2 separate regions of the Mus musculus genome follow, and region 2 is linked to region 1. A link is a loop called in an ENCODE intact Hi-C map of the cell type or tissue named here. Cell type or tissue: heart. All regions are shown on one strand. Links, peaks and the distances in the headings refer to the core of each region. The heading gives the core; the rest is flanking DNA.

The links. A loop is a pair of places that touch in the nucleus more often than their neighbours do. Peaks named below come from ENCODE experiments on the same cell type or tissue, not always from the same donor. Only the 100,000 strongest peaks of a DNase experiment are listed, where the experiment ranks them.
Region 2: it touches region 1 in a loop (2.6-fold over the local background); 2 of 42 quality-filtered maps call a loop at or near these places.

Annotation. Positions count from the first base shown.
Region 1 is chr11:32,454,120-32,457,030 of GRCm38, reverse strand. Ubtd2 (ubiquitin domain containing 2) reads right to left here and starts at 1,661. Exons shown (of 3, transcript NM_173784.4): 1 at 1,485-1,661. The coding sequence starts at 1,554. In heart, for the core only: a CTCF peak has its summit at 1,468 (motif pointing left); DNase peaks (open chromatin) are centred at 1,070 and 1,980; H3K4me3 peaks cover 2,500 bases; H3K27ac peaks cover 2,289 bases.
Region 2 is chr11:33,169,368-33,172,278 of GRCm38, reverse strand. No RefSeq gene overlaps it. Among named protein-coding and RNA genes, the nearest start is that of Npm1, 7.6 kb to the right of the region's middle. In heart, for the core only: a CTCF peak has its summit at 1,564 (motif pointing left); no DNase peak of the experiment used is centred there; H3K27me3 peaks cover 1,815 bases.

The sequences.
Region 1 (2,911 bases), core at 212-2,711:
TATCCCCTACAGACCCGTCTTCTGCCAGCTACATCAGGGCTATCCCGTGTCCTTTCCCCAGAAGAAAAAGACGGGGTACTCCCTCTTTTAAAACTTCTCTTTAGAAAAACTGCAGATTATGGTCCAGAAAACTTAAATGTTGAAAGAAACAGATATTAGAGCTATCTAACTGTAGGCTACTGGTAGAAATTATCTAAAGCTAGGATTTCATGCTTCTAAAAGCTCATGCTAATACTGTGATTGGATCCTAAGTTGCACTGCCAAAAGGCTCAATCTTAAAGGAATATTATAATTTTAACATATGTCAAAGTTATACTGAATGCTAGTAAGTACTAGCATGCTTAACTGGTACCATCTGATCACTGATCTGCCCTCAGCCCAGTGGTATCACGCCCTTTCTACACTTGGGCTTTGTTGTCAAAAGGACCTCACCAAGTAAATAGGCTGTGACGTGAAATCCACTACAAAGGAGCATTTCCATGGACTACTTTTTCACGACAGTTTTCACTGAGTTCTCAAATAACTTGCCCAACATTTAGTGACAGAGATTTTAGTGAAGTGGAACGGCTAAAACATCACGTAAAAAGGGAAATGTCTTGTACAAAAGTTGGGTGCCTAAGAGTCGTCTCAAGGTGTGAAAAGATGTGCCTATTCTCATGCAACTAAACAACTTTAAAATATGCACCCGATTTGAAGGCACCCAATACAAGGTTCGAATCAAATCATGTTATCCCTGGTTGGTGGCTCTTTTCTACAAGGTTCGAACTTCTACACACTCTATATACTGGATGGGCTCCGCACTTTTAAGGTCAATAAAAGCAGAGTCAATCTTACCACTCCTATCCCTCTACAACGACTACGAATGGAATTAAGAGACCTCTCATCACGGTTACGGTAACCCAGAAGTGCGAGTCGCGTTGGAAAAACTTTTACTCAAAGCACTAATCTTATACTGGGGTACTTTCTATCCTGCACGTTTTCCTTTTACGTAAGACACATCGGAATTTGACGAGTGCGCCCCGACGGCACATTGGGCTAACGCCCCTGGCAGCAGCAGAGAGCCACGTTTTCCTCGGGCCGATCGTCTCCCCCCTCCTCCATAAAACACTGCCCATGGCCACTTGGAGACTTCCCCAACCCAGCTCCAGAAACTGGAACCAACCGGGGCAGCTGTCATCCGAAACTCAGGAAAGCTGAGCCCGGCCAACTCTGCCGACGCGGGAAGGGCTGGGGGTGCGGCGGGGCCCGTCGGGGGCACTCCCGGCTGTCCCCCTCCCCGGCCCCACGAGCCGCAATCCGGCAGCCGAGTTGTCCTCCCAGCTAGAGTACCCCCCAATCCAGGCCTAGGCCCGCGGTCCCGCGTGGGGCCCGAAGCGCGTGGCGGGGCCGACGCAGAGCAGAAACGACAAAGGGGCGCGGGGTCGGGACAGGTGGCCGCCGCCGCGAACAATGGGGGGCCGCGGCTGCCCCCTGGCGCCACCTACCTCCCGTGCCGTCCGAGTTCTCGTTGAGGCTGCCCGAAGAGTCGTGCTGGGCGCCCACGCACCCGCCCATGGGGCCGCGGCCGCCACCTCAGGGCGCTCGTCCCGGCCGCCGCCTCAGCCTGCTCCCGCGTCGCCGCCTCGGGCCAGGCGCCGCTCTCTCGCCGCTCAGCCTCCGCCCCCTCGCCGCTCCTCCCACCGCCTCGCCCAGCCCCTTCCTCCGCGCCCACTTCTACCTCAGCCCCCCGGCCGCCTGGCCCGCAGGCCCGGCCCGCGTGCCTTCCTCGGCTCCCGCTCGGCCCCGCCAGGCCGGGCTTGGCCCATCCCGGGCGGGCCGCAGCGCCCGCTCGCCCCTCACTTCCCCGCGCCCCCGCGTCTAGGCAAGCCCCACCACTGCCGCCGCCGCCACCCGGCTGCCAGGCCCCATCGCCCCCGCCCGCGGCGCCACCCTCAGCCGGGCTCGGCTTGCACTCGGCCGGCCCGCTGGAACGGCCTCGAGGGGCGGGGCCGCGCTCTGATTGGCTGCATGCACCGAGGGGGCGGAGAATACCGAGCAGAACCGAGTGGAGACGAGCGCCCGAGGCCGGGAGAGTAGGGGGCAAGCGGAGGTGGGCCGGAAAGAAGGGGGAGGACTCAAGTAAGGACGAAGTGGCCAGCTCGTCCTTACTTGAGGACGAGGTGGGGCTCCTTCTGGTGTGGCCGGTGGGAGAGGGTACCGAGGAGTCGTAGGAGACTCTGGGTCGTAGACGGGCTGGGCGTGCTTAGAGGGGTTAGCCTGACCGCAAGTCCCTGCACCCCTTGAATTTGTGGAAAGCAGCGAGCTGGCCACCGAGTCTGGGTTTCCCTTACCCCAGGTCCGCAGCCCCTGCCATCACTGCGCCCGCTTGGTAGAGGTGCTCTCTGATTGTGCAGGCCTGTTGTCCCGTGCGGGGAGCGAAGGGGCACGGGTGTGTGTATCGTTCCCACAGGCTTCGCTTTACCGACAATACTACCACTCTAGATCCTGGCATTAGACATCTTAAGTCGTCTTTAGAACAAAGTGAAGTATTAATATTAATACTCTGCATTTTATAAACTAGAATTTGGTACATTGACCACGCCCAACATTCTTGGCGGTTACCATCCCAACCTAAGCCAAACTGTTAATGGCCCCTTTGGAGTTGTGCTCCTTGCTGTGGCGCCTTAACATTTTTATCGGCCTGCTTGGGTGCTTGGGTCTTTGAAAGCATTTTTTTTTCTTTTTTTTTTTTTTTTTTTTTGCCTAAGCTGTTCCACTTTTATGCCAGACTTTCCTTTTATAAAACCCTGGGTCAGCTTTTGCTTAGCATTAAAAAAAAAATTTTTTTTAAGTGAAATACCTAAGAAAGAGACAGTCTGCTTCTTAGGATTTGCATTTAAATGTATTCTCATGCACTGCTGGTGGGAGTGTA
Region 2 (2,911 bases), core at 264-2,763, 720 kb before region 1:
GGGAGGGATGTTGCAGGTCTGACCCTGCTTACTAGGAAATATTTAAGGAAGGATGTTTTATTTATTAGCATAAAGAGACACTGTGGGTTACTGGGTGATTAAAATGACGATTCAGCTGCCACACTTGTCAAAAATACAGCTGTAATTCAATAGCAAGGCGACAGTAAGTCTCTGAGTTGATCTATGCTTCAGTGGACTGGTTCTGAAAGCAGACATTGCCTTCTCAGAGTGACCTCCACAGATCCCGATAATTGCACATTATCAAAAAAAAAAAAAAAAAACCAAAAAAACAAACAGCAACAGCAGTAAACCTACAGAGCGATTCTCAATTATGAATTTGCTTTCTATCTGTGGGAGGCCCAGTATTTTATCTTCCTATTTCCAACATTCCAAATCAATAACCAAGAATGATATTTAATGTCTCTAATCTTTGTGGGCAACACAATATGATTTTTTTATTTTGGAAAACAGAGAGCAGAGTCAGTGGATGTGGTACATGAGAAGAAGGACAGATGGAGGGGTCCAGTGACCCCACGCCCATCCCGGGGCCCTGACAGGAGCCTCACGGTTAAGCAAAGGAAGAACCAGGCAAGGGGGGCTGCGAGATCAAGCAGCCCACGGAGGAGGGGAAAAGTTGAGTGGAGGGGCTGGGGATTGGGCGTCTGAGACCACACAGGACCACACTTGTCTCACTTGCCTTGTTTCAAAAACCAAAACAGAACAAAAAAATTAAGACAGCAAATTAAGAAGAAAATTCAATAAACACAGGAGTACCAGCACTTACAGAGTCGCTAAGTGCTGTGTTCGGTAAATACCCTGTCCCATTTAATACAGAAAGCTCAAAAGTGAAAAAGGAAAAGAAAATTGCTTTTTAAAACATCAAATTGAGCATGATTATTATTTTGTGCTCCTGTTCTTTTGTTTTGTGCCAATTAAGTCCCACAAGTAACCTGTGTTCTTTGAACCACTTCTAGCAGGGTGGGACATGAAATTGGCTGGTTTCACTTGTTAGTAAAATAATTTAGTGCAATCTCACTGCCTCTATTTTATCAGCCAGGCAGTGGAGGTACACACCTATAACCCCAGCACTCCGGAGGCAGAGGCAGGTGGATCTGAGTTTGAGGCCAGCCTGGTCTACAAAGTGAGATCCAGGACAGCCAGGACCACACAGAGAAACCCTGTCTCGGAAAAAACAAAACAAAAACAAAAACAAAAAACCTTACTTTTTAGAAGACAATATCTGATGGTAATTTCACCTTGCTTGCACGTAGATATGACAAACCAACTCTATAAAACAGCTTGTTGCATGCTCCTTTTCATAACGGGTTTATGGCCATGAGCCACAAAGTAAATAATCAATTTGTTCTTTATTCTTCCACACTGTGTTCTTTGCCATTCAGGATGAAGTTAGTGATACTTCAAGGTAAAACATTATAGGTTCTGATTTACTTTAATTCCACTTCAGGATACGCTACAGACTCATCTCCATTACTTTAATGCAGTAACTGGTTCTGCTGGTCAATAAACCTTTACGGGCAAAGGAGCGGGTTAGCCCTACAGCGCCCTCTGCTGTAATTGCTGGACTTTACCGCTCTTTCTGACGATGGAGAGGAGAGGAACTCATCTTTTTGACAAAGGGTGGGTCATTCCAGATGCAGATCAGGATGCAGAACCGGAACGCTGACAGTGGGCCCAAATCCAAGCCAACTTGGAGGTTCCCTGACTGAGTCCCAGGACTTTCTATCCTCCCTTCCAGCTGCCTGCTTCCACCACGTATTGGGCCTTTTACATTTAAGGCTTCCAGACCTGACTCTTGCATTTCATCATGCCCAGCCCAGTCATGACTTATCTCCCTATTGTCTAGTCGCCTTGAGGGGATCATCATCTTCATTCAATTGTTCAGCCCACACTTAGGAGCTGTGATTTCTTTCTCTCCTGTGACATTGAGAAGACAATTCTCAGCCGGGCGGTGGTGGCACACTTCTTTAATCCCAGCACTTAGGAGGCAGAGGCAGGTGGATTTCTGAGTTCAAGGCCAGCCTGGTCTACAAAGTGAGTTCCAGGACAGCCAGGGCTACACAGAGAAACCCTGTCTCGAAAAACCAAACAAAACAAGAGAGAGAGAGAGAGAGAGAGAGAGAGAGAGAGAGAGAATTCCCCAATAGATACAAAGGACTAAAGAAGAAGCAGGAAGAGAAAACACAGAATGTATTTACTACAGAAAGTGAGATGTGCTGATGAAAAAGAGAGAATGTGGATAGCCCTGAACTAGGACCAGTTTGTACTATCCCAGACCCCCTTTGGGGGGTGAGATAGATTTGGGTTGTTTTTTGTTTTTTTGACACCCTTCAGCCTCTGGGGGTGGGGGGAAGAACAGAGGACCCTGTTGTGAATTCCTCAGACACACTCACCTCCTCCCCTACTTTCTGACATGGATGCTGCTTATGGCTCACCTTAAAGAAGGATTGCTCTCCGTCCAACAATCTAGTTCATGATGTGACCCATGGCTTCAGAAAGGACATCTGTGTCATAACCTGAGGGGTCACACCCGTACCAGTATCACTCACTCACCAGTGGCAAATTTTCCCATTCTTGGAGGCCATAATCTTCATTCATTAAACATGCTAATCAAAAATGGCATACACAAACAGTTTTCTTTTTTTTTCTTTCTTTTTTTTTTTAAGATTTATTTATTGATTATATGTAAGTACACTGTAGCTGTCTTCAGATACACCAGAAGAGGGAGTCAGATCTTGTTACGGATGGTTGTGAGCCATCATGTGGTTGCTGGGATTTGAACTCAGGACCTTTGGAAGAGCAGTCGGGTGCTCTTACCTGCTGAGCCATCTCACCAGCCCCACAAACAGTTTTCTAAATTATCTTGGCTACATCAGTGAAAACAGACATCCTG